Regions from separate parts of the Homo sapiens genome. Here regions 1, 2, 3, 4 and 6 are each linked to region 5. A link is a loop called in an ENCODE intact Hi-C map of the cell type or tissue named here. Cell type or tissue: mammary epithelial cell. All regions are shown on one strand.

What was found. A loop is a pair of places that touch in the nucleus more often than their neighbours do. Peaks named below come from ENCODE experiments on the same cell type or tissue, not always from the same donor. Only the 100,000 strongest peaks of a DNase experiment are listed, where the experiment ranks them.
Region 1: a loop joins it to region 5, with 2.3 times the contacts of the local background. A loop is called at or near these places in 2 of 110 quality-filtered maps.
Region 2: a loop joins it to region 5, with 8 times the contacts of the local background. A loop is called at or near these places in 16 of 110 quality-filtered maps.
Region 3: a loop joins it to region 5, with 5 times the contacts of the local background. A loop is called at or near these places in 3 of 110 quality-filtered maps.
Region 4: a loop joins it to region 5, with 18 times the contacts of the local background. A loop is called at or near these places in 24 of 110 quality-filtered maps.
Region 6: a loop joins it to region 5, with 2.6 times the contacts of the local background. A loop is called at or near these places in 5 of 110 quality-filtered maps.

What each region holds. Positions count from the first base shown.
Region 1 is chr9:112,201,689-112,205,688 of GRCh38, forward strand. No RefSeq gene overlaps it. Among named protein-coding and RNA genes, the nearest start is that of SUSD1, 28 kb to the left of the region's middle. In mammary epithelial cell, no CTCF peak of the experiment used is centred here; a DNase peak (open chromatin) is centred at 2,073; H3K27ac peaks cover 297 bases.
Region 2 is chr9:112,331,823-112,335,822 of GRCh38, forward strand. It overlaps PTBP3 (polypyrimidine tract binding protein 3), which reads right to left and starts at 1,797. Exons shown (of 14, transcript NM_001163788.4): 1 at 1,648-1,797. RefSeq lists silencers at 1,162-1,651, 1,802-2,121 and an enhancer at 1,871-2,841. In mammary epithelial cell, a CTCF peak has its summit at 2,203 (motif pointing left); DNase peaks (open chromatin) are centred at 1,239, 1,989 and 2,839; H3K4me3 peaks cover 2,802 bases; H3K27ac peaks cover 2,860 bases.
Region 3 is chr9:112,663,661-112,667,660 of GRCh38, forward strand. It overlaps KIAA1958, which reads left to right. Exons shown (of 4, transcript NM_133465.4): 4 at 1-4,000. Among named protein-coding and RNA genes, the nearest start is that of INIP, 52 kb to the right of the region's middle. In mammary epithelial cell, a CTCF peak has its summit at 1,874 (motif pointing left); no DNase peak of the experiment used is centred here.
Region 4 is chr9:112,359,963-112,363,962 of GRCh38, forward strand. It overlaps a transcript of PTBP3 not described here and the pseudogene RPL32P22. Among named protein-coding and RNA genes, the nearest start is that of HSDL2, 18 kb to the right of the region's middle. In mammary epithelial cell, a CTCF peak has its summit at 1,758 (motif pointing left); a DNase peak (open chromatin) is centred at 569; H3K27ac peaks cover 1,123 bases.
Region 5 is chr9:112,110,997-112,114,996 of GRCh38, forward strand. It overlaps SUSD1 (sushi domain containing 1), which reads right to left. Exons shown (of 17, transcript NM_022486.5): 7 at 1,775-1,872; 8 at 658-844. Among named protein-coding and RNA genes, the nearest start is that of SUSD1, 62 kb to the right of the region's middle. In mammary epithelial cell, a CTCF peak has its summit at 2,153; DNase peaks (open chromatin) are centred at 1,745 and 2,105; H3K27ac peaks cover 1,237 bases.
Region 6 is chr9:112,231,836-112,235,835 of GRCh38, forward strand. PTBP3 (polypyrimidine tract binding protein 3) reads right to left here. Exons shown (of 14, transcript NM_001163788.4): 8 at 2,985-3,062; 9 at 264-403. Among named protein-coding and RNA genes, the nearest start is that of SUSD1, 59 kb to the left of the region's middle. In mammary epithelial cell, no CTCF peak of the experiment used is centred here; a DNase peak (open chromatin) is centred at 2,146.

The DNA of each region.
Region 1 (4,000 bases), 91 kb after region 5:
GGGCACAGTGGCTCAAGCCTACAATCCCAGCACTTTGGGAGTCCAAGCAGGCAGATTGCTTGAGCCCAGGAGTTGGAGACCAGCCTAGGCAACAAAGTGAGACCCTGACTCTACAAAAAAATGCAAAAATTAGCTGGGCATGGAGGTGTGCGACTATAGTCCCAGCTCCTCCTGGGACTGAGATGGGAGGATCACTTGAGCCTGGGAGGTTAAGACTGCAGTGGGCTGAGATTGTGCCACTATACACCAGCCTGGGCAAAAGAGTGAGACCCTGTTTCAAAAAAAAAATTATGTTATGGAAAAAATTGGAAAATGCAGGAAAGCACAAAAAAAAATCCATCATCTCACCATTCAGAGATAGCCGTTGTTAACATTCTCAAAAACATCTTCAAATCATTTAGGATGCTTCCAATTGTAAATAAATGGAAAACCCAACCCAAAATGGTTCAAACAATGGAACATTTTATTATATCATATTACAAAGAGTCAGTGATGGGCCATTCCAGGATTGGTTAATTCAGTAGTTCACCAAAGTCATCAAGGATCCGTCTTTCCATCTCCCTTCTCTGCCACCCTCAAGGTTTAAGACAGCTGTTGCAGTTCCAGACATTATATCAAGATGCAGTATTCACAGAAAGAGGACTGTTCATTTCTTTACCAGAAGATTCTCCCATATATCATGTGTCTACATCTAAACCAATCACTACTAAGGGGAAATTGACCTACAACATTTGGATTAGACTAATCAAATTTACCTTCTGAGTTAGGCATAGAGTCAACTTCTATGAGCATATGGCTGAGCCAAGGATAAGCATTCTGCCAGCAAGAGAGGACATAATATGGGTGTGGGATTGGAGATGGGAGAGGAATATTCAGGCAGTAACCAATAATGTCTATGATCTTTTTAGTCTATTTTTTATACTTATACACATACCTAGAAAAAGTTTAAATATAAAACCATGTATATACTGATGATGTTTTTTCAAGTAGCAATACACATGGCAAATATTTCTCCATTTCAAGAAATATTTTTCTATAACTTTTTTTTTTTTTTCTAGACAGGGTCTCACTCTGTTATCTAGGCTGGAGTGCAGTGGTGTAATCTCAGCTCACTGCACGCTCGACCTCCCAGGCTCAAGCAATCCTCCTACCTCAGCCTCCCAAGTAGCTGGGACTACAGGTGCGTGCCACCATGCCTGACTAATTTCGTGTATTTTTTGTAGAGAAGGGGTTTTGCCATGTTCTCCAGGCTGTTCTCAAACTCCTGGGCTCAAGCAATCCTCCCGCCCTGGCCTCCCATAGTGCTGGGATTACAGGCATGAACCACTGCACCCCGCCATCTTTTTTTTTTCTACTTTTATTTTAGATTCAGGGATACATGATACATATGAAGGTTTGTTATAACGGTATATTGCATGATGCTGAGGTTTGGGGTGCGATTGAACCTGTCACTGAGGTAGTGAGCATGGTACCCAATAGACAGTTTTTCAATTCTTCCCTCTTTGTTTCTCATAATTCCCAGTGTCTACTGTTCCCATCTTTATGTCCATTAGTACCTAATATTTAGCTCCCACTTATAAGTGAGAACATGCTGTATTTAGTTTTCTTCTGTGTTAATTCACTTAGGATAATGGCTTCCAGTTGCATCCATTTTACCGCAGAGGACATGATTTCATTTTTATGGATGTGTAGTGTTCCATGGTGTATATATTCCATATCTTCTTTATCCAATCCACAGTTAATGAACACCTAGGTTGATTCCATGATTTTTCTATTGTGTATAGTGCTGTGATGAACATGAGTGCCTGTGTCTTTTTGGTAGAACAATTTATTTTCCTTTGGATATATACCAAATAATGGGATTGCTGGGTCAAATGGTAGTTCTACTTTCAGTTCTTTGAGAAACCTCCAAACTGCTCTCCACAGTGGCTAATTTACCTTCCCACCAACAGTGTATAAGTGTTCCCTTTTCTCTGAAGCCTCACCAGCGTCTGTTATTTTTTGACTTTTTAATAGCCATTCTGACTCGTGTGAGATGGAATCTCATTGTGGTTTTGATTTGCATTCCTCTGATGATTAGTGATGTTGAGCATTTTTTCAAGTGTTTGTTGGATACTTCTATGTCTTTTAAGAAGTGTCTGTTCATGCCCTTCACCCACTTTTTAATGGGGTTTTTTGCTTGTTGAATTTTTAAATTTCCTAATAGATACTAGATATTACATATTTGTCAGATGGATAGTTTGCAAATATTTTCCCTCATTCTGTAAGTTGTCTGTTCACTCTTGATAGTTTCTTTTGCTGTGCAGAAGCTCTTTTAATTAGGTTCCCACTTGTCAATTTTTGTTTTTGTTGCAATTGCTTTTCAGCTTGATATCCAAAAGGGTGTTTCCTAGGTTTTCTTCTAGAATTTTCTTTGCTTTAGGTCTTACATTTAAGCTTTTAATCCATCTGGAGTTAATTTTTGTATACGGTAATATATAGGGATCCAGTATCATTCTACTGCATATGGATCAACAGTTATCCTAGCACCATCTATTGAATAGGGAACCCTTTCCCCTGTTTATTTTTGTCAACTTTGTTGAAGATCCTTTGGTAGTAGGTGTGTGGCTTTATTTCTGGGTTCTCTATTCTGTGCCATTGGCCTATGTGTCTGTTTTTGTACCATACTTTTTGGTTACTGTAGCCTTGTGGTATAGTTTGAAGTTGACTAAAATGATGCCTTCAGCTTTGTTCTCTGGCTATTCAGGCTTTTTTAGGTTCCATATGAATTTTAGAATAGTTTTTTCTAATTCCGTGGAAAATGATATTGGTAGTTTGATAGGAATAGCACTGAATCTGTACATTGCTTTGGGTAGTATGGATATTTTAATGATATTGATTCTTCCAATCCATGCACAGAGTGTTTTTCCACCTGTTTCTGTCGTCTGTGCTTTCTTTCAGCAGTGGTTTTTGTTTTGATTTTTTTTTGAGATGGGGTCTTGCTCTGTCACCCAGGCTACAGTGCAGTGGTGAAATCTCAGGTCACTGCAAGCTCCGCCTCCTGAGTTCAAGTGATTCTCCTGCCTCAGCCTCCTGAGTAGCTGGGATTAAGGCGTGCACCACCATGGCCCGCTAATTTTTGTATTTTTAGTAGAGACAGGGTTTCGCCATGTTGGCCAGGCTGGTCTCGAACTCCTGGCCTCAAGCGATCCACCTGCCTCGGTCTCCCAAAGTGCTAGGATTATACGCATGAGGCACTGTGCCTGGCCAAGTGTTTTTTATTTAGTTCTCCTTTTAGAGATCTTTCATCTCCTTGGCTAGATGTATTCCTAGGTATTTGTGTGTGTGTGTGTGTGTGTGTGTGTGTGTGTGTGTGTGTGTGTGTGTATTGTAAATAAGATTGCATTCTTGATTTGGCTCTCAGCTTCAACTTATTGGTGTTTAGAAATGCTACTGATTTTTCATACATTGATTTTGTACCCTGAAACTTTACTGAAGTCATTTATCAGACTTAGGAGCCTTTTGGCAGAATCTTTAGGGTTTTCTAAGTATGGAATCACATTATCTGTGAAGAGAGATAACTTTTTCTTTTCCTATTTGGATGCCTTTTCTTTCTTTCTCTTCCCTGATTTTGCTTCTGGCTAGTACTATGTTGAATAGGAGGGGTAAGAGTGGGCATCCTTGTCTTGTTTCAGTTAAGGGGAATGCTTCCAGCTTTTGCCTGTTCAGTATGATGTTGGCTGTGGGTTTGTCATAGATGGCTCTTATTATTTTGAGGTATGTTCCTTTGATGTCTAGTTTTTTGAGGGTTTTTGTCATGAAGGGATTTATATTATTAGGCTTCTTAGCTTTCCATTACAAAGACGTAATTATTCAGTTTCTTATTGCTGGATGAAATAGTTGCTGGACATTTAAAGTCATTTCCAATTTTCCATTATTGATACCAATGTGGTGATGAACATTTTTTGGCTTTTGATATACAGTTGGCCCTTCACATGTGTGGGTTCCACATCTGTGGATT
Region 2 (4,000 bases), 220 kb after region 5:
TGCACTTCACAGTTATCCTACAGTTTAACAGCAAAGACGCAAAATTCAAGAGTCCTCTTTATTATAACTATACATTTTACGACACAAAAAAATAGCCTGCTTCCATTATTTAAGTCAAACCTTCCAGACAATTAACTACACATAATGAAATGCTAAATTCACAGCCTGCCTGAACCAAAATATTAGTGACACAAATCTTTACGACCACAAAATTTTTCAACATATAAAATGCAACTGAATAAGGTAATGTGAAATAAGTTTTCAACAATGTTCTCGAAGAAACTTCAATCAAACAATAAAAACAGCTTCAATTCCCCCCCAAAATATATACACCTACTGTGTACCCAAAAAAGTTATAATTTTAAGAAATTTTTTGAAGCTTCAATCAAATAAAAATAAAGAACATCACAATCATGAATAAAATCTAAAACTCCACTTTGATGTCTGTAGCAGTGTGCAATCTGCATTCAAATGAATCAATCCGAAATGTCATATACACTTAATATTGTGAAACTAAAATAAATGAAATCTAATGAGGTCAAAAGCTGTTGGAAGATTTCATCTTCAAATAGCATATCATCAACTGTATGGCAACATGTGAACGACTTTTACTGTTCTAGCAAGTTGCATATATTCCACAACCTCACAGAAATCTTGTCATCAAAAGTAGGTAACAAGCTAAAAAAAACCTCAAATACATAATGGGAATAAACCGAGTTGGAGATTTTTTTTTAATCCGTAGGTACAGATACTACAACCTTCAATTAATTCACCAAAATCCTAACATAGTTGTTACTTTAATTACCAAAATATGTCAAGTCCCACCCCATATCCCTGAGTCCCCAGAGAACAGTTTATATACATAGACTCTAAATCTTTTTATTTTGGTCACGGACCCCCATTAAATTTTTGAGCATTTGAAATGCCCCCGAAAATCGCTCGTACATCATATTTTACATACACGGGCAGATAATTCATTAAGTTTCTTGGGGAGAGAGAAAGGTGAGGGGGAAGCGTCCATGGTCACTAAGTCCAGACCCCTGGTGTCGAGAAAGCGTTAACGTATCTCACAGCACAAGTCGGGAGACCTCGGCCAAGTCCCGCGGCGGCCCTGGGACCCCGCGTGGGACCATGGCTTGCGACCAGGTCGCCGCCCAGACGTGTACCGACGCGTGCACCCGCCGTCGGCCGCTCGCCCCACCTCGCCGGTAAACAGCAACTCCCCCGGCAGGAGGACGCCCGCCCCGCGCGCCGCCTCCGCCTCCCCCAGCGCCGCGCACCATTTTCTGAGAGGAAGTGTCGGGAGGCCGAGCTGGGCTCCCCGGACTCGGGGCGCGGAGGGCGGACCTCGGCACCGCGGCCGGACCGGGCTTTCCTCTGCTCCCGGGTGTGTCGAGTAAGGCTAGGAAGCAGCGGACGTGTCCGGGGCGCCGCGTGGGGAAAGGAGAGCCTGCGGCGGACGGCAACTCCGCGATTCCGGGATCCCCACCGAGACGCCCGGAAGCCCCGCCGTCGGGCTTGGCCGGGGCCGCTCCTCCGGCCGCCGGCGCCGCGCACTGCTCCCCAGCCCTTACGCGTCCCGCGGAGAGCCGGGTGGAAGCGGCGCCAAGGCAACCCGGTGCGGCCGCCGCGCCGCCTAGTACTTACCCATCCATGGCCCAGATGGAGGCGCGCACAGAGCAGGGACTGACGGGCTAACCGCGAGCAGAGGAAGCAGGCGGCGGCAGCAGGGCGGTTCCGGGGACAAGCGAGCTTTGGCTCTGCGGAGCCCCGGCCGGTCCGAGGTGGAAGGAGAGTGGGAACAGGGGCGGGGACCGGGCACGCTCCCGCCACCGCCGCGCCCCCGCCTTCCCCACCCCGCGAGCGCGTCCCCGCCTAGCCCGACCCCGCCCCCTCACCGTCCCCGCCCTCCCTCGGGGCCCGCCCCTGCGCTCGCGCCCACCCTCGCCCCGCTGGCAGCCGGCCTCCGGCTCAGCTCTGGGGCGCCCTCTTCCCGCGGTCGCTGTAAGACCCCGCCTCTCGGCCCCTCGGCCCGGCGCGCGCGCGCGCCCCCAGCCTCCCTCCTGCGTTCGCGGGAGCGCGCGCCTTGTGCTTCCCGCTCCGCCGCGCACCCCGCCCGCCCTCCCGCGGCCCCGCGGGCCTTCCGGCTTCGCAGACCGGGCCTGCCAGGTTTGAATGCCTCCCTCTGCCGGCAGGAAAAGCTATGGGGACCTGACTCCCAAGAGTAGGAAGGAATGTCCCACAAGGACCCCAGAAACGAGGTGGAATTGCCCCGGGTGCGCGAGGCTGTAGATGACACGTCCAGGGACCAGCCTCTGGCAGCCCGGCGCTGGAGTCGACCGCTGGGACCGACACCAGCCCCATAGGTGTGGCTGGGACGATGAATGAGGTGAAAGAGGCTGCCCGGACTGGAATTTGTATACAATTTAAGTATCTGAGTGCATTTCGACCTAACCGTCTAGTATTGAATTTATATGAAAAATTCATTGTACAAACATGGAATGGCTATATTCCCAGCATTTTTTAAAAGTTTACTCATTATTCCCTTTTTTCAGATGAAAATACATATACAAAGAGAGTGATTTGCTCACAGTTTCACAACCAGGAAACGTTTGCACCAGAGCCCTTCCCTCTGGTCTGAGCAAAAAGTATATATATAATATAACGAGTGACAACACGCTTGCTTTTTTCCCTTTTTAGTGAGAAATTGAGTACTTTTTCAACTCACAGATCACCAAAATGTAACCCCCTAAACTGTTAAGCCAAATTCTTAACCTACTGAGTAAAAAAGAGCGGGGCTCCTCCCCGTGGCTTCGTCATTTGAAAAGCAACTAACAAGAACCTCAAACATCTATCCTTGCTAATTTCCTGCTTTCAGATCAGTAGGTGCTGCTAAAAAGATCTAAACTGTGGACTCATTCATCATTCAGTCAGTATTAACCTACTATGTGCCGGGCACTGCATGAATACACAAGAAAATCAGGTTCCAGCCGTCACTGTTGAATGGATTCTTCAGTCCGTTTATGTATATTTTTGACATACAACTTTTCAAATAGGTAGAGTAATTCGGTGAGGTAATTCTTAAAGTCCTGTATCTAACCTCAGTCCCCTTCCAAAATGTCAAATACATTTTGTTTTGTATATTAAATCTAAATATTAAGTTGCATTTGTAAACATTGCCAGATGGAAATGTAGAATATCAACAAGATAAGTAGCTGATGCAGTCTTTCTATCACTGTATTTGGGATATATTCTGTTGATGAAATTTCCTTAACCCTTTTTTTAGCTACACAAGTAATATCAGCATAAATGCTCATTTTGGAAAATTCAAGCACTATAAAATATTGAAAAGTTATCATTAATATTTTTCTTCCCAAACCACCCCCTGCCCATGACTACCACTGTAACAATTCTGCGTGCATCCTTCTGGACCTTACTTTTTTTTGTTGTTTGTTTTTTTGTTTTTTTGTTTTTTTGTTTTGAGACGGAGTCTTGCTCTGTCTCCCAGGCTGGAGTGCAGTGGCACAATCTGAGCTCACTGCAACCTCTGCCTCCCGAGTTCAAGTGATTCTCCTGCCTCAGCCTCCTGAGTAGCTGCGATTACAGGCGCCCGCCACCACGCCTGGCTAGTTTTTGTGTTTTTAGTAGAGACAGGGTTTCACCATGTTGGTCAGGCTGGTCTCGAACTCCTGACCTTGTGATCCACCCACCTCAGCCTCCCAAAGTGCTGGGATTACAGGTGTGAGCCACCGCACCCAGCGACCTTTACCATTTTTCTTTTTTTTTTTTTTTTTTTTCACCTAAAAATCCTGGATTATAGCTGGGCATGGTGGCTCACACCTGTAATCCCAGCACTTTGGGAGGCCGAGGCGGGCAGATCACTTAAGGTCAGGAGTTCGAAGCCAGCCTGGCCAACATGGTGAAACCCCCCATCTCTACTAAAAATAGGAAAATTAGTCTGGCTTGGTGGTGCACGCCTGTAATCCCAGCTACTCAGGAG
Region 3 (4,000 bases), 550 kb after region 5:
TTTAGTGTGTTTGCAAAAAGGAATTTTATGGAAGTACCTAACCAAAGCTGTGACAGAAGGGTCTCCTTGGTCATGTGGCATTTTCCAGCTTTCCTTGGATTTTATGCTACATTAATTTGCCCTGGCTGATAAATGGTGTTTGAAGAAATGTGAAATTTTGTTACTTTGATTTTTATTTTAATTCAAGCTTATTAAAAGCATCAAGCATTATATGCCACACTCAGCATTTTCATAGACATAGTCATTAGGAGAATCTGGACAAAGTAATACTCTTGTAGAAACGGAAGCATCTTGCTGTACTTGAAAGATAACTGGACTCAGAGCTACTTCACTCCTCACTTGGGCAAATGCCGATATCACTTTGCTTAGCTATAAAGTGCCATCAGTGGGATGGATCGTCTTCACGGTGAACCGTGTTACACTTCTGCAATTCCTCAAGTTCATATTAATTAGGAAGTGGCAGAGCTAGGACACAAAATTCCTAATTCCTGAAGATAGTTAGTCTCCTAATTAAGTGCTTCTCACTATATTGGGATGCCTTCTTTAGGAATAAGACTTTCCTTTAATTTTCAAGTTCCACAACTTCTAAAATTATTTTGCTATCTCGAAGCAGCAGAATATTGATCATTTTTCTCAGTTTAGGCTAACACAGTCCACACCATTACCACTTAAATAAAGTAACCGAATGCTAAATATTATCCTTATCAAACATCCATCACTTTGTTGCTTTTATGAGATGTAGATTGCTAAAAACTTTTGAGCTAGTAGACGTTACCTTTAAGCATCAATGAATGCAAACAGTGAAGACCTCAAAGAAGAGTTACCTCATTTTCTCTACATGATCTCCAATGTAGTCTCAGATAAGGCCCATACATAGTTAAAAGCTGGTAACAGCTCTGAACAGAAGTATGTATTAAATGTTTCAAACTTGTATATATTTTTGAATGCTTTTGTTTTTGGAGTGAATTTTTAATACTCTGTGTTAAAAGAAAAACATTCCATCTTGTAGGCAGTGTTCCTCAGTAAAAATCTTTGTTGCATTTTCCCATATAAATGAATCACCCTTATTAAAACAGGAGGAGGGAGGGATTTGTGGTGACCTACCGCTGCCCTCCCTTTCTAAGAGAAGAGGAGGCCATGGGGTATGATAACTAAATGAACATCTCTGGAAGTTCCTCCGTCTGATATGTGTATTCTGACATAACAGAATTTCCCAAGACTTCTTTGAGGAAGGCTGTCCACGCTTCAGGCAAAGTTTACCCATTATTATTATGATTTTGAATATTCCTTGTTCATTACAGTCCAGAAAATCTGCAGAAGTTCTCCATGTTCAGTGGTTGACCAGAATCTGATTGTTGCGCTCAATTAAAGTGCTTATTATTTAGCTAAAACAACTTATATGGAAGTTAATTATTTCAGGAAATACATAATAAGACCAAAAAAATCACTGGATAATATGTAGATATATTTTAGTTCCATTACTATTAATAGCAATTAGATAACTCTCCCTCCCCCCATTGAGGTGAGAATGGGCTCCTAGATACTTGGTGGTCAATAGAACTGATTTGATTAACTTTCATTTAACTGTGGTTATTGTTACATCTACTGATTTTTTCAAATAAAAATTTCTAGAAGGCTCAGATTTGACTAAGACTGTGTTACGTGCTTTCTCACAGCTGCCATATATTCTCATGTAATCTTTACAACCGCTCTACAAGGTATGTCTAATTATTTCCATTTTACTTATTGAGAATCTAGGCTCAGAGGAGTTAAAATTCTGAAAATCTCACCGATAAGTTGGAGAATTTAAGTTTGTAAGTTGGAGAATGCAGGTTTTCTGACTCCAAATCTAGTGCTCAGTCCATGAGACAAAACTGCCTCCTGGAGGCCATGGAAGTCCATTAACTTTAAGAAAGTTAAACACAGTTTTGGTTTGTTTGGCAAATATTTCATCTCTCAAGCCATACTGTGTCACCCCTCCATGTATTCTCTTACTAAATGATTGCTCACTTGGGAACTTAATCGATCCTGGAAAGCCTGGCGGTTCCCCAGTATTTTCTGCCTACTGGGAACCTTCTGTCTTTATCCAATAAGTAATTTATATTACCTGTCATCTACCTTAAAGGGCAGATGGTCATGTGAATTTATTCTAATGAAAGTTAGTTTACAAGCTGCACCTGTTTTGACATTGGACTCACTGCTTAAAAAGTAAAGGAGTTCCTAACTTACGCAACAATTACATGCTCAGGTTTTTTACTTTTGCCATTTAATTTTGGTCAGAGGATTTTTATAATCTGTAGGCTATAGCACTGTCATAGAAAAATATACCTTTTTTTTTTTTTGAGACTCAGGAGTCTCACTCTGTTGCCCAGGCTGGAGTGCAGTGGTGCAATCTCTGCCTCCTGGGTTCAAGCCATCCTCCTGCCTCAGTCTCCCAAGTAGCTGGGATTACAAGCGTGTGCCACCACGCTCGGCTAATTTTTGTATTTTTAGTGGAGATGGGGTTTCATCATGTTGGCCAGGCTGGTCTCGAACTCCGACCTCAGTGATCCACCTGCCTCGGCCTCCCAAAGTGGAAAAATATACTTATTTACTCGTTTTCTGTTCTTTTTTCCTTTATCGGGGCATATTTATTTTCTCTTTGGAGACTTACAAAGCAATAGGTTATATGAAACTCTGAGATCATCTAGTCAAATTCCCCCATTTTATCAATAAGGAAATTTAAGGCCAGAGATATTAAAGGGCCCATCCAAGATCAGCCAAACAATAAGTAATAGATTCAGGACTAGAGAGTTAGTCCAGAACTCTCTCCTCCATATCACAGCTGAGAAGATTTAGATTTTTTTAAATTAATAGAGCTGCATCTGGCAAAATGACATCCGGCTCACAGAAGACCCTAGTGAGCTTCTTGTACCTTCCCAGAAAAACCCAGAAGAAGGCCAAATCTCAATTCTAGAATCTAGAAGGAATTGATGTAATTTATGAGGCATATGGAGGTAGCTTGGGGCAAAAGTTTCCAAGTAGCTCAATTCCTGGCTTACTTCATGAAACAGGCCCTGTGAAATTAAAAACATGAAAGCTATTTAGTACTTGTCCTCTTCCCCAATCATGCCTGTCACCTTACTCGGAGTCAGAGCTCCTGAGCCAGAGAAATACTAGCTGATGCTTATTACACCGGGAAGAGAAAAAGTTCATATCCACCCTCTCTTCTTTCTCCCCAACCCACTTCCTCTTCATTCAATCCCACATAAATCTTAGAGCTAAAACAGGAGCAGAAAGCAGAGAAGGACTATTAGACCTATGGTGGCATCCCAAGAATAAAGCCCTTTAGGTGAAGGTAGAAACAATAAATACCTGAGTAGCAGAACACGCAAATATTATGATTTTTTATGTATGATGTTGGGTTCAGAGACCCATAAAATCAGGCAATAGGAAGGAAAAGGATGCTGCTTCAATAGAAAAGTAAACTAGAAATTGGACTTGGAAATATGTTCATCACCTTACCATTGACCTGGGATTTAACTGAAAAAGGGATTCAACAAACATTCACATGAACAGGGTCTGGGAAGAAAGGACCACGTTTAAGGATGAGTATAGAGAAAAAAATAAAATGAGGCATATAAAAAAGTCAATGGGCCAGGCGCGGTGGCTCACGCCTATAATCCAAGCACTTTGGGATGCCGAGGCAGGCAGATCATCTGAGGTCAGGAGTTCAAGACCAGCCTGGCCAACATGGTGAACCCCGTCTCTACTAAAAATACAAATATTAGCCGGGCATGGTAGCACATGCCTGTAATTCCAGCTACTCGGGAGGCTGAGGCGGGAGAATCGCTTGAACCCAGGAGGCGGAGGTTTCAGTGAGCCGAGATTGCACCACTGCACTCCAGCCTGGGCAACAGAGTGAGACTCCATCTCAAAAAAACAGAAAAAAAAGTAACAAATTGCCTGTAAGAAAACCAAAGAGCATCTGGCTTCAGACTTCTGCTCTATAGCACCAAAT
Region 4 (4,000 bases), 250 kb after region 5:
TCTGAAGGGTAGTATTAAAGAGGAACTTTCAGTTTCTCTAGCTTGTTGGAATCATGAATCAGAAATATATAGACATTAAAATGCAATAATCAGGTTAATATCCAACAGTTACTAATTAAATAATGACTGGCAATAATTCATGGAGCAAGAAAAGGCACAGCTCGGAGTTCTACGCAGAAGGCTTGGTACATTATCAGAAGCAACTACCACCCCTAAAACCCAAAGGAATTTTTTTTTCCAAGACAGGGTCTTGCTCTGTTGCCCAGGCTGGAGTGCAGTGATGCACTTACAGCTCACTGGAGCCTAAAACTCCTGGGCTCAAGCAGTGCTCCCACCTCAGCCTTCTAAGGACCTGGGACTACAAGCATGCACCACCACACCTGGCTTAATTTTTAAATTTTTTTTTGTAGAATCAGGGTGTCACTGTTGCCCAGGCTGGTCTCATACTCCTGGGCTCAAGTGATCCTCCCACCTTGGCTTCCTAAAGTGTTACGATTACAGGCATGAGGTACAGTTTCTGGCTCACAAGGATTTCTCAGGTGATTCTGAGACAGGGTGAGCTGTCTTGTGGGTAAAGGAAATGGAAATTTTTAAGAGATGTGGGACTCTCTCAAAGCCATTGAAATCATCTGCTCTGAGTCACATTATATTGTTGTTGGCCTCTGACCATCAATTTGTAACATTATTTTTCACTGGAGAAGCCTAAAACATCTTAAAACTCAAATGGAAAAATTTCAATGGCAAGTTATAATACGACTAACAGTAGGTTACGATCCATTAATGAGTCACCAAACTTATTTAGTAGGTTAGAATCAACTTTTTTTTTTTAACAAGGCAGACAAGATTCAAATAAAATAGAATAAAAACTTTGTACTGGGTCTGAATAAATAATTTATTTCCTTTTGTGGGTTGTGGTCAAGAAATTGGAAGGTTACTAAATTACACACTTTAAAAAATGGATTATTATGCAAGCTCAGGGTTAGGAGAGTCCTTATTTGATAACTTAAGCTTAAAGTTGTTGTCAGTGTCATATCCTTTAATATTTCAATTTGATCAGGCATTTTCAATCTCCTATATACTTGAAAATTACTTTTTAACATTGGAGAATTAAACTTCATAGACTTTATTTATTTATTTATTTTTTGTTTTTTTGAGACAGAGTCTCACTCTGTTGCCCAGGCTGGAGTGCAGTGGTGAGATCTTGGCTTACTGAAACCTCTGCCTCCTGGGTTCAAATGATTCTCTTGCCTCAGCCTCCCAAGTAGCTGGGATTACAGGCCTCCACCACCATACCTGGATAATTTTTTTGTATTTTTAGTAGATTCGGGGTTTCACCATGTTGGTCAGGCTGGTCTTGAACTCCTGACCTCAGGTGATCTGCCCATCTCGGCCTCCCAAAGTGCTGGGATTACAGGTGTAAGCCATGGCACCCAGCCTAAACTTCATAGACTTTAGAAGCCACAAAACAAGGGAAGATAACTTTGTCCATTTTATGGTAATTTTGAAAACGTTAATAATATAAAATGGATTGGAGTATCATATCCTGTTTTAATGATTCAAAGCATTATTTTCATTAAGACATTTAAATTTCTACCTTATTTTCCTTTTTTGAGAGCTATAGAAAACTTTGTTATTTTTGCCTTAACCCAAGTCAATTATTATATCACAATATTGTTAATAAATTAACATTTTGTGGCATTATACAATTTTGAATTTTAAAATAACAGTGCCACCTGGTGGTGACTCTAAACATGTTTTTATTTCTCTTCGGTATACATACCAAAAAGTGGAATTGCTCTTTTGACTGTGGACATTCGGGAACTAGCAAGTGTGTTTAACCTGAGAGACTGCCAAACTGTTTTTCAAAGCTACTGAACCATTTTATACTTCCACCAGTAACGTATGAGGGTTCTAATTTCTCCACATCCCATCCGACACTTGTTACTTTCCTTTTTTTTATTATAGTCAACCTAGTGGGTGTACAGTGGAATCTCATTGTGGTTTTGATTTGCATTTCCCTAAGTAATGCTATTGAGCATCTTTTCATGTGCTTGTTGCCATTAGTATATCTTCTTTAGAAAATTATCTATTTGGGGACAGGCATTGTGGCTCACACCTGTAATCCCAGCACTTTGGGAGGCTGAGGCAGGAGGATTGCTTGAGTTCAGGAGTTTGAGACCAGCCTAAGCAACATGGCATGACCCTGTCTCTACAAAAAGTATGAGTCTGTAGTCTCAGCTACTCAGGAGGCTGAGAGGGGAGGATAACTGAGAGGGAGAGGTTGAGGCTGCAGTGAGCCATGGTTGCACCTGAGCAACAAAGTAAGACCCTGTCTAGCAAAAGGAAAAGAAAAAATATCTATTCAAATCGTTGCCCATTTTTTAGTTGGGTTGTTCATTTTTCTGTAGCTGTTGTAAGAATTCTGTGTATATATTGGACACTGGAGCCTTATCAGGTATATGATTTATAAGTATTTTTTCTCATTCTCTAGGTTGTCTTTTCACTTTCTTGATAGTGTCCTGGGATGCACAAATTAATTATTTTAATTCTTATGAAGTTCAATGTATCTTCTTTTTTTTCCCTTCTGTGGCTTGTGCTTTTGGTGTCATATTTAAGAATCCATTGTCAAATCCAAGGTCATGAAGATTTACCCTTATGTTTTCTTTCAAGAGCTTTATAATTTTAGCTCCTACATTTAAGGTCTTTGATCCATTTGGGGTTGATTTTTAGAGCCATCTCTTACTCACCATCATGGCCACCATCAGACCCCTCATGAAGCCCAAGATCATCAAAAAGAGGAGCAAGAAGTTCATTCACCACCAGTCAGAACAATATGTCAAAATTAAGCATAACCGGTGGAAACCCAGAGACAACTGCGTTCATAGAAGATTCAAGGGCCAGATCTTGATGCCCAACATTGGTTATAGAGAAGCAATGAAAACACAAAGCACATGCTGCCCAGCGGCTTCTGGAAGTTTCTGGTACGCATTGTCAAGGACTTGGAAGGGCTGCTGACATGCAGAAAATCTTACTGTCCTGAGATAGCTCACAATGTGTCCTCTGGAACTGCAAAGCCATCATGGAAAGGGCAGCCCAGCTGGCCATCAGAGTCACCAGTCGCAATGCCAGGCAGCACAGCAAAGAAAGGGAATAGACAGCTCATGTGCATGTTTTGTGTTGAAATAAAACCATAAAAACTGTGAAAAATTAATTTTCATATAATTTTTGAGATGGAGTCAGGGGGTGGGTCCAAACTCATTCTTTTATGAATAAGAATATCTAGTTAATACGAATATCTGGGGCTGGGCTTGGTAGCACACGCTTGTGATCTCAGAACTTTGGGAATCTGAGGAGGGCAGATCTCTAGAGCCCAGGAGTTCAAGCCCAGCCTGGGCAACATGGTGAGACCTGTCTCTACAAAAAATACCAGCCTGTAGTCCCAGTTACTCGGGAGGCTGAAGTGGGCCGACTGCATGAGCCCAGGAGGTTGAGGCTGCAGTGAGCCAAGATCCACACACCAATGCACCTCAGCCTGGGCTACAGAGCAAAACTGTCACACACACACACACACACACACACACACACACACACACACACAAAGGCTATTCTTGACCTATTAGTCTTGGTATGCTTGCTGAAAATCAATAGAGCATAAGTGTATCAGTTTATTTATTCTATTAATTGATCTATATGTCTATCCCTATGCCAATACCACATGGTTTTTGCTTTTGTTTTGTAATTATTAGACTTGATTTTTTAGAAGAGTGCTAGATTCACAGAAAAATTGAGCAAAAAGTACTGAGAGTTTCCACATACTCCCTCCTCCACCATTAACAGCCCCAGTTGGTATGGTAAATTTGATATAATCAATAAACCAACATTGACATATCATTATCAACCAAAATCCATAGGGTTCACTCTGTGTTGTACCTTCTGTGAATTTTGACAAATATATAATGACATATCTGTAACATTATGGTATCATACAGAATAGTTTTAC
Region 5 (4,000 bases):
GGTTTTTTTTGAGACAGAGTCTTGCCCTGTTGCCCAGGCAGGAGTGCAGTGGTGCAATCTCGGTTCACTCACTGCAACTTCTGCCCCCTGGGTTCAAGTGATTCTTGTGCCTCAGCCTCCCGAGTTGCTGGGACTACAGGTGTGTGCCACCACACCCAGCTAAGTTTTTCTATTTTCAGTAGAGATAAGGTTTTGCCATGTTGGCCAGGCTGGTCTGGAACTCCTGACCTCAAGTGATCTGCCCACTTCAGCCTCCCAAAGTGCTGGGATTATAGGCGTGAGCCACCACACCTGGCCAGAAATGACTTTTGAGTTTACTACCAAAGATAAGCCACATGGCTACCCTCTGTTGCCTTGGATATTTGAGAGTGGACTGATCATCATTTAAAAGGCATTCCTTTTAAATGCCTTTTTATTACTTTCCACCTCTCCCGGAGGGCTCAGCTGAGAAAAAATACCCCAGAGCCCATTCAGCCTGGTACCAAGAGGATACGGATCTCTTGACCTGCTCTAGTTCTGTGGCTGGAGCAACTACATCTGAGTATAAATCTCAGACAGCAAATAGGAGCTCTCCAGCCCAGCTGATTCTGCAGCATACTTCCCCACATTCTGTGCTTAGCATTTTCTAGGAGGAAATGAGACTTCACCTCCACCTACCAGCTGTCTGGAAACCGATGACGGCTGGCATCGAGCGCCTGGGAGGTGCTGTGGAGATGTTCACGGTGTAGTTGGTGCCTGGGTACAGGGCTAGGCACACTTCTGGGGTCCTGCTGTCTGTGGTCAAGTTGACTGTCTCCTCACGAACTGATTCCATAGGGTCCAACCGTTGTCCTTTTATGGATATCTTTGAGAGGAAAAGACAAGAGAACCCACTCTGACTCCAGTCAAAACAATCCAGGATTTGTGGTGCTGGAGCCCATTCTCCTACTATTCTATTTTATACTGTGCTGCTCAGCCAGGGAGCATTCGTAAGGTAAACCTGGTCTGCTGATAAAGTCTGATCAGCCCAGTGAATATTAAACCCCTAGAGGAGACATAAATGAGAAATCTCCCTAGGAAGTGCTCTCCTGCACACAAATGATCAAATGGAGACAATTGCAACCTGAGGACCATTGGCTGCACTCTGTCACCAAGTCAGCAGACGCTCCCGGGCTTGCTCTGGGGGAGTGAAATACAAGTGCTTGGAAACAAGCAATCGTGAGGATGCCAAATATAAATGCATCCCCCACACATGCACCCTGCTGAATGACAAATATGTTAAACACAAAATGCAAAATAACGAAATCATCCAGATATCTTCAAAAATTCCATCCACTCTTTTTAAATGACAATGGGATCAGAAAGCAATTAGATTGAGGCCAGGCGCGGTGGCTCATGCCTATAATCCCAGCACTCTGGGAGGCCGAGGTAGGTGGATTATCTGAGGTCAGAAGTTCAAGACCAGCCTGGCCAACGTGGTGAAACCCCATCTCTACTGAAAATACAAAAAATTAGCCAAGCATGGTAGTGCACACCTCTAATCCCAGCTACTCAGGAGGCTGAGGCAGGAGAATCGCTTGAACCCGGGAGGCTGAGGTTGCAGTGAGCCAAGATCCCACCACTGCACTCCAGCCTGGGCAACAGAGTGAGACTGTCTCACAAAAAAAATAAAAGAAAAAAAGAAAAAAAAACAGCAATTAGATTGAGAAGCTCTCACGGAAGCAAGTCCCTCTGACTCATATTCCCATGGGTGACGTGTCTGTCCTAGCAGGAAAAAGTAGATCACTTTACTTACCACATATGAGATCTTGGGGTTTATTCTTCTTGAGTTTATTTGCCATCTCACACAGGTATCATTAAACAGTGATACATCATTAATCTTTGTCAGAATTTCTAAAAGAGAAAAAGGCAGTCAACTCACAAAATGCATCAATGGGCTTTAGCAAAATTCTAAAGGAGATCAGTCTCTCTGCATAGCTGGTATCTCTGCTGGTCACCATTCATCCTCAGAGGCAGACACTGAGTCAGGCAATGCAAGCTCTCCCAAGCCAATCACCCAACTTCTCTTCATCATGAATGAGCGTGGCCCATTACCTGACTTAGAGGGAAAGGAAAGATTCCAGCTTGGATATAGGTCAGAATTCTAACCTGTGATTCACCTGACAGGCCACTGGATGCCACTGGCATTCCACTCTGGTAGAATGGAATGAGGCCCAGAGCTGGGTCCTCAGTGAGACCTTCCCTGCAACTGCACAGGTAAGACCTACTTCCACCTTTCTCTTCCCAGCAGAATGATGGGAAACTCCTTCAAGTCACTGCTATCCCCAGGGGGAAAATGACATGTCTCACCACACAGGACCATGCCTCAGAAACAGGTTGGGGCAAACTAAAGAAATTCTCCACAAGGTTCCTAGGTACTTCTGGGACTCCTGTAACTGAAGCTATTTAATCCTGGTCTATCAGGATGCCACTGATTCCTCTGGGTTGTTCTGCTTCTTTTAAATATTCTGCATATATTCCAGCTAATGAATTCAGCAATGTGGGAAACCATATGAAGGCCTTGGTTCCCTGAGGTAACATAGTTTTCAGCATTCCCAGTCAACCCGCAAGTGGTTGTGCAGACAGGAAGAACGAAAGGGGATCTAGCTTTTTATTTCTTTGAAATCAAATTCCCAGCCGAGTGCAGTGGCTCACACCTGTAATCTCAGCACTTTGGGAGGCCAAGGTTGGCGGATTACCTGAGCTCAGAAGTTTGAGACCAGCCTGGCCAACATAGTGAAACCCCATCTCTACTAAAAATACAAAACTTAGCGGTGCACGGTGGCACATGCCTGTAATCTCAACTACCTGGGAGGCTGAGGCAGGAGAATCACTTGAACCTGGGAGGCAGAGGTTGCAGTGAGCTGAGATTGCACCACTGCACTCCAGCCTGGGTGACGGAGCAAAACTCCATCTCAAAAGTAATAAAATAAAATAAAATAAACTTCCTACAGACAAGTAAAACTATCTCTACTTGCAAATGATACAATCTTATATACTTCTATATATAAAACTCTAAGGAATCCACACCAAAACAAGTATTACAGCTGAGAAAGGAGGTCAGTGAGGTTGCGGGATACAAGGTCAATGTACAAAAATCTATTGTATTTCTATATACTAGCAATGAGCAGTCCAAAGATGAAATTAAGAAAACAATTTCATTTACAATACTATCAAAAACAAACAGGCCTGGTGCAATAGCTCACGCCTGTAATCACAGCACTTTGGGAGGCCAAGGCAGGTTGGTCACCTGAAGTCAGGAGTTCAAGACCAGCCTGGCTAACATGGCAAAACCCCGTCTCTACTAAAAATACAAAAATTAGCTGGGCATGGTGGTGCATGCCTGTAGTCCCAGCTACTTGGGAGGCTGAGGCAGGAGAATCACTTGAACCTGGGAGGCAGAGGTGGCAGTGAGCCAAGATCCTGCCACTGCACTCCAGCCTGGGTGACAGAGTGAGACTCCATCTCAAAAACAAAAACAAAAACAAACAAACAAAATTCCTGCAGACAGAAGCTATCATATAATTATTCCCAGAGAAAGTTGTCCTCATGTCACCAAAAAGGGATATTCCACAGCCCCAGCTCAAGCTTTCCCATTGAAGCAGACACCTCTTAAGAACTCCTCAGCCTCTCTCAGCTTCCCCTGCTCCTTGTCCCATCCCTGGATGGGTTTTGACAACATGACCAGGTCTTGCCTCCTATTCTGGGACTTCCCTGCTGCAGCACCCACACCCCAGCACATGCCATCTGGAAGTGCAGGGGAGTTAAAATCCTGTGGGGACAGGAGCTGGTAGAGAAATCCTTCCTCCTTTCTTTCCTCTGAAGGGCTGTCCAACAAAGACTTAGTTTCTTCAGCGTCTAAGGACACTGTCACACAGATGTGGTAATGCCCACCCTCTGTGGAGACCAGTACAATCAGGCATCATACGCTGACTCTCCTTCTTTCCCTGTTTTACTGCCCTTGTTTCCCACTCCTGGTGCC
Region 6 (4,000 bases), 120 kb after region 5:
AAGCAGAGGTCACAGTGAGTGAATGCAGCACCACACTGAAGCCTGAGTAACAGAGTAAAATCCTTTCTGAAAAGAAAAGAAGAGAAGAGAAGAGAAGAGAAGAGAAGAGAAGAGAAGAGAAGAGAAGAGAAGAGAGAAGAGAAGAGAAGAGAAGAGAAGAGAAGAGAAGAGAAGAGAAGAGAAGAAAAGAAAAGAAAGAAAGAAAAAAGTGCTACTATACCTTCTCCTGAAAGACTATTTACATATAATACTTTTCAACTCACATCAGGATTGAGATTTGTGACGAGTAGAACAGAATTTCCTGGTATACCACTAGCCCCAGGAATGGCCATCCTTCCAGTGACAGCAGAAGAGGTGATTGTGAGAGGACCAAGAGCTCCAGGAACAGCTGGAACTGATAGACCTTTTAAAAATACCAAAAGCATTTCATATTCTAATTATTTGAAGAACTGTAACACTTGATACAATTTAAGTAAATAAAGAGGAAAGGAAAACTACAGAAAGAAAATGTGTCAAGGCTACCATAAAGATACTGAAGGCCAGTTTTCTGCCCTACAGAGTCTGTCTGCAAGCTGAGCTCCTCATCTATTGACATTACTATACTTAGTGCTCTATTATCCACACAGTACTCTGCAGAGTAACTGAACTCACTGGGCCTAACGCTATTAGGCTTTTCAGAGGGTCTATCAACTACAAACACTCCCTCTGTTTCTTACAATAGATATATCCTAACACCCTTCTATCAAGTGTATATGCTTTTCATACTGACTTCTACCATAAAATCAGATATGTATTTTTTTAAAGTCCTTCAGCAGAAAGTCAAAAACATGCATGCTAGGTAGTGCTATATGACATTTTATATGGGAAAAACATTTTGTGACTGTATAAAATGCTATATTAAATATTATTCTGACCAAAATAGATATTTACAGAATTCAATATTCTTTTGTAGCAGAAATGTTCTGAGCTCTCTACTTCTCTAGGTACTATGGAAATCCTGAAAGCTCAGTAACAGCAGAATACTGACACTATACTTAAAACAGCACACTTTCCCACTATTTTGTGTTCTCAGCTTAAAACCTGTCTAAGGTAAAACCTCTAGTTTATGCAAAATGAACCAATTCCTTAATTTAATGACTCTTTAAAATAAACAGTCTGACCACTTCACCACAAATCATGTAATTAAATTATAATATATTTTACATTCAGCCTATTCTGCTTGATAATCTAAGAAGGTCATAACTACCATCATCCATACTGCTGAATTTTAAAACTGTGCAGACCACATTCTCAGGCTGAATACTACTGCACGAAATCAATAGCCTTCACATGACATATTCCCATGCCCCTCCAGTCCAACCCTGACTTTTGCATAACTTTTGCTGTTTGTATGTCTGTTATTCATGAGCTAAGAGCACAGTTGAGCTACACTGTAGGGTGTGTGTGTGTGTGTGTGTGTGTGTGTGTGTGTGTGTGTGTGTATCTTCTATCAGCTTAAAAGTCTTATCAAGTCAGAAGCCCTCTTTTATTCACTTTTCATCTTTCTTAATATTAATTAATATTTATATATAGAGTATATCTAAAAGAAATATCCAAAATGAGGGAAAACATATCAAAATGTCCACCAATTGTTAAACCTTGAGGAGCTTCAAATAAATAAACTATGTTTTTAACACAATAGGTAGAATATTCACTTAATTAAACATATGTTAAGATATACTAAAAACCACCAAGATGGTAAAATTTAAAACCTCAACCTTCATATCACTCTTTCTGTTAACTCCATCCTCTCCATCAAAAAGAGAGTAGTTATTGGCCAGGTGCAGTGGCTCACCCTTTAATCCCAGCACTTTGGGAGGCTGAGGCAGGCTAATCGCTTGAGGCCAGGAGTTTGAGACCAGCCTAGCCAACATGGCGAAACCCCACCTCTACTAAAAATACAAAAATTAGCTGGGCGTGGTGACATGCACTTCTAGTCCCAGCTACTCAGAAGGCTGAGGCATGAGAATCATTTGAACCCAGGAAGTGGAGGTTGCAGTAAGACAAGATTGCACCACTGCATTCCAGCCTGGGCAACAGAGTGAGCTATCTGTCTCACAACAACAACAAAAAAAAGAGAGAGAGAGAGTAGTTAAAATTCCCAGAATTCAAAGGTTAGAATATAAAGATTACTGCCAGAAAGCAGCTATGTTGCAATTTAAAATGTAGTTAAAGTCATGAATCAGTTTAAGTTGGAAATATGTGGAGTAGGCTTACCAAACTCTGTCATTCCCCTAATCACCAACCTCAGTGTTTTCTTTAGACACCAGAGATAAAACCATAAAGTAACATTTTCTCTTTTCCTTAAATTATAATCAAATTCATTTTGTTTACTGTTTTGAAAATAATGGGAATCATTATCAACGTATTAATCAACTCCTATCTCTTAATTACCTCCATTAGCTAAAGAGACAAAATATATATCCCCTGAAATAAACAGCATGCATACCCCTCTATCGTAATCTTCAAAACCCATTAATGACAAAAGGTTTTCCAAAGATGAATAGTGAATGTATAGTATGACTGCATATTATTTGTTGAGTACTGTCAAAGGCATTGAAGGCCCAAAGATAAGACAGGTCTGTTCAACACATAATTGATAAGTTTATCAGTAAAGACAGAGCAGCTTATACATTTTATATAACAACTGGAAAGGCAAATCTAAGGTTATTTAATGTAGTTAGCCTATAGTTATTTGTGCCAAAAGCAAACATAAATGATGCAGAACACATACTGATTACTGGAATTAAAAATAGGACCAGAGAGAATAATTTGTAAATAACAAGGAAGCTATATATCATACAAATCACTACACTTCTACAGCTGATATGCATAATGCTTTATGGTAAATTCTTCAAATATGATAACATTCTTCATCTTGGTAAGTTCCTAGAAAATATACAACTTCATTAAAAGTCATTTCAAATCCAACTTAAAAGAATCACCTGTAGCTTGAGGAAATCCAATGGCTGGGGCAAATCCAGCAGCCCCTGCATATGGTGAAGAAATTATACCCGGTGCACCTAATGGGAAAGAGAAGCTAAAGTAAACACACTACCTTCTATAAATATCGTTATCAAAGCAATATAAAATGGCTCTATGAAAGTATATTACTAACAAAGAGATTCTGTTACGGAGTAAAGATCTGTTCAACAAGTGATCTTTAACGTATAAAAAGAGCCTCTGCCACTTCCAAAGGCTAACCCTTTTCAATTGGGTTCAAGGACCAAGAGTACAGTTTAGCTATGATTTAGTTTTGGACTAGCCTGAGATTCTTTCTCTTATTTAGAGCAATATTTCATAATGAAAAATCAGTTACTTACTAAATGTTATTAAATCTGTATCTGTGGGGTAACTATGCTGATTTAAAAAAAAATGAGTTAAAATCCTTGCCTTTGAGAGGCTTACAAACTAAAAGTACGAATTATAGGAGATTCATGATGAGGGTCGAAAGGTACAAATTCAAATATATTACAATTGGAGTAAGAAGTGATCACAGAGGATTCACTGTGACTGGTCAGAGAAGTTTTCACTGGAGGTAAAACCTGAGCCAGATATTATGTAATTGAAGAAGCACAGTACTTAGTGTGTACTAAATGCTAAACAAATGCTGGTCTTCTCTTTCCTTTAAGAAGCCTGTTGACTGTATATCATCAACAAAAACGGGAGTTCCAATGGAGAGTCAGTTTTAGCAGACAAATGATTAATTTGGTTTGGGGGAACATCAAATTTAAGATGATGATGAGATATTCAAAAAGAAATGGCCAAAAGTGGAAATAAGGGCACAAACTCAGATTATTGTAAGTAAACACATAAATTTGTGAATTACCTGTGTAGAAATAAATGTGAAAGCCATACAAATGAGAGCTCCACTTAAAAAGAGCACAAGACAAGAAATGAAGAAGGCTAAAGATACAGCCTGGGGGTATAGGTACACTTAAGCAACAGAAGGAAAGGGAAT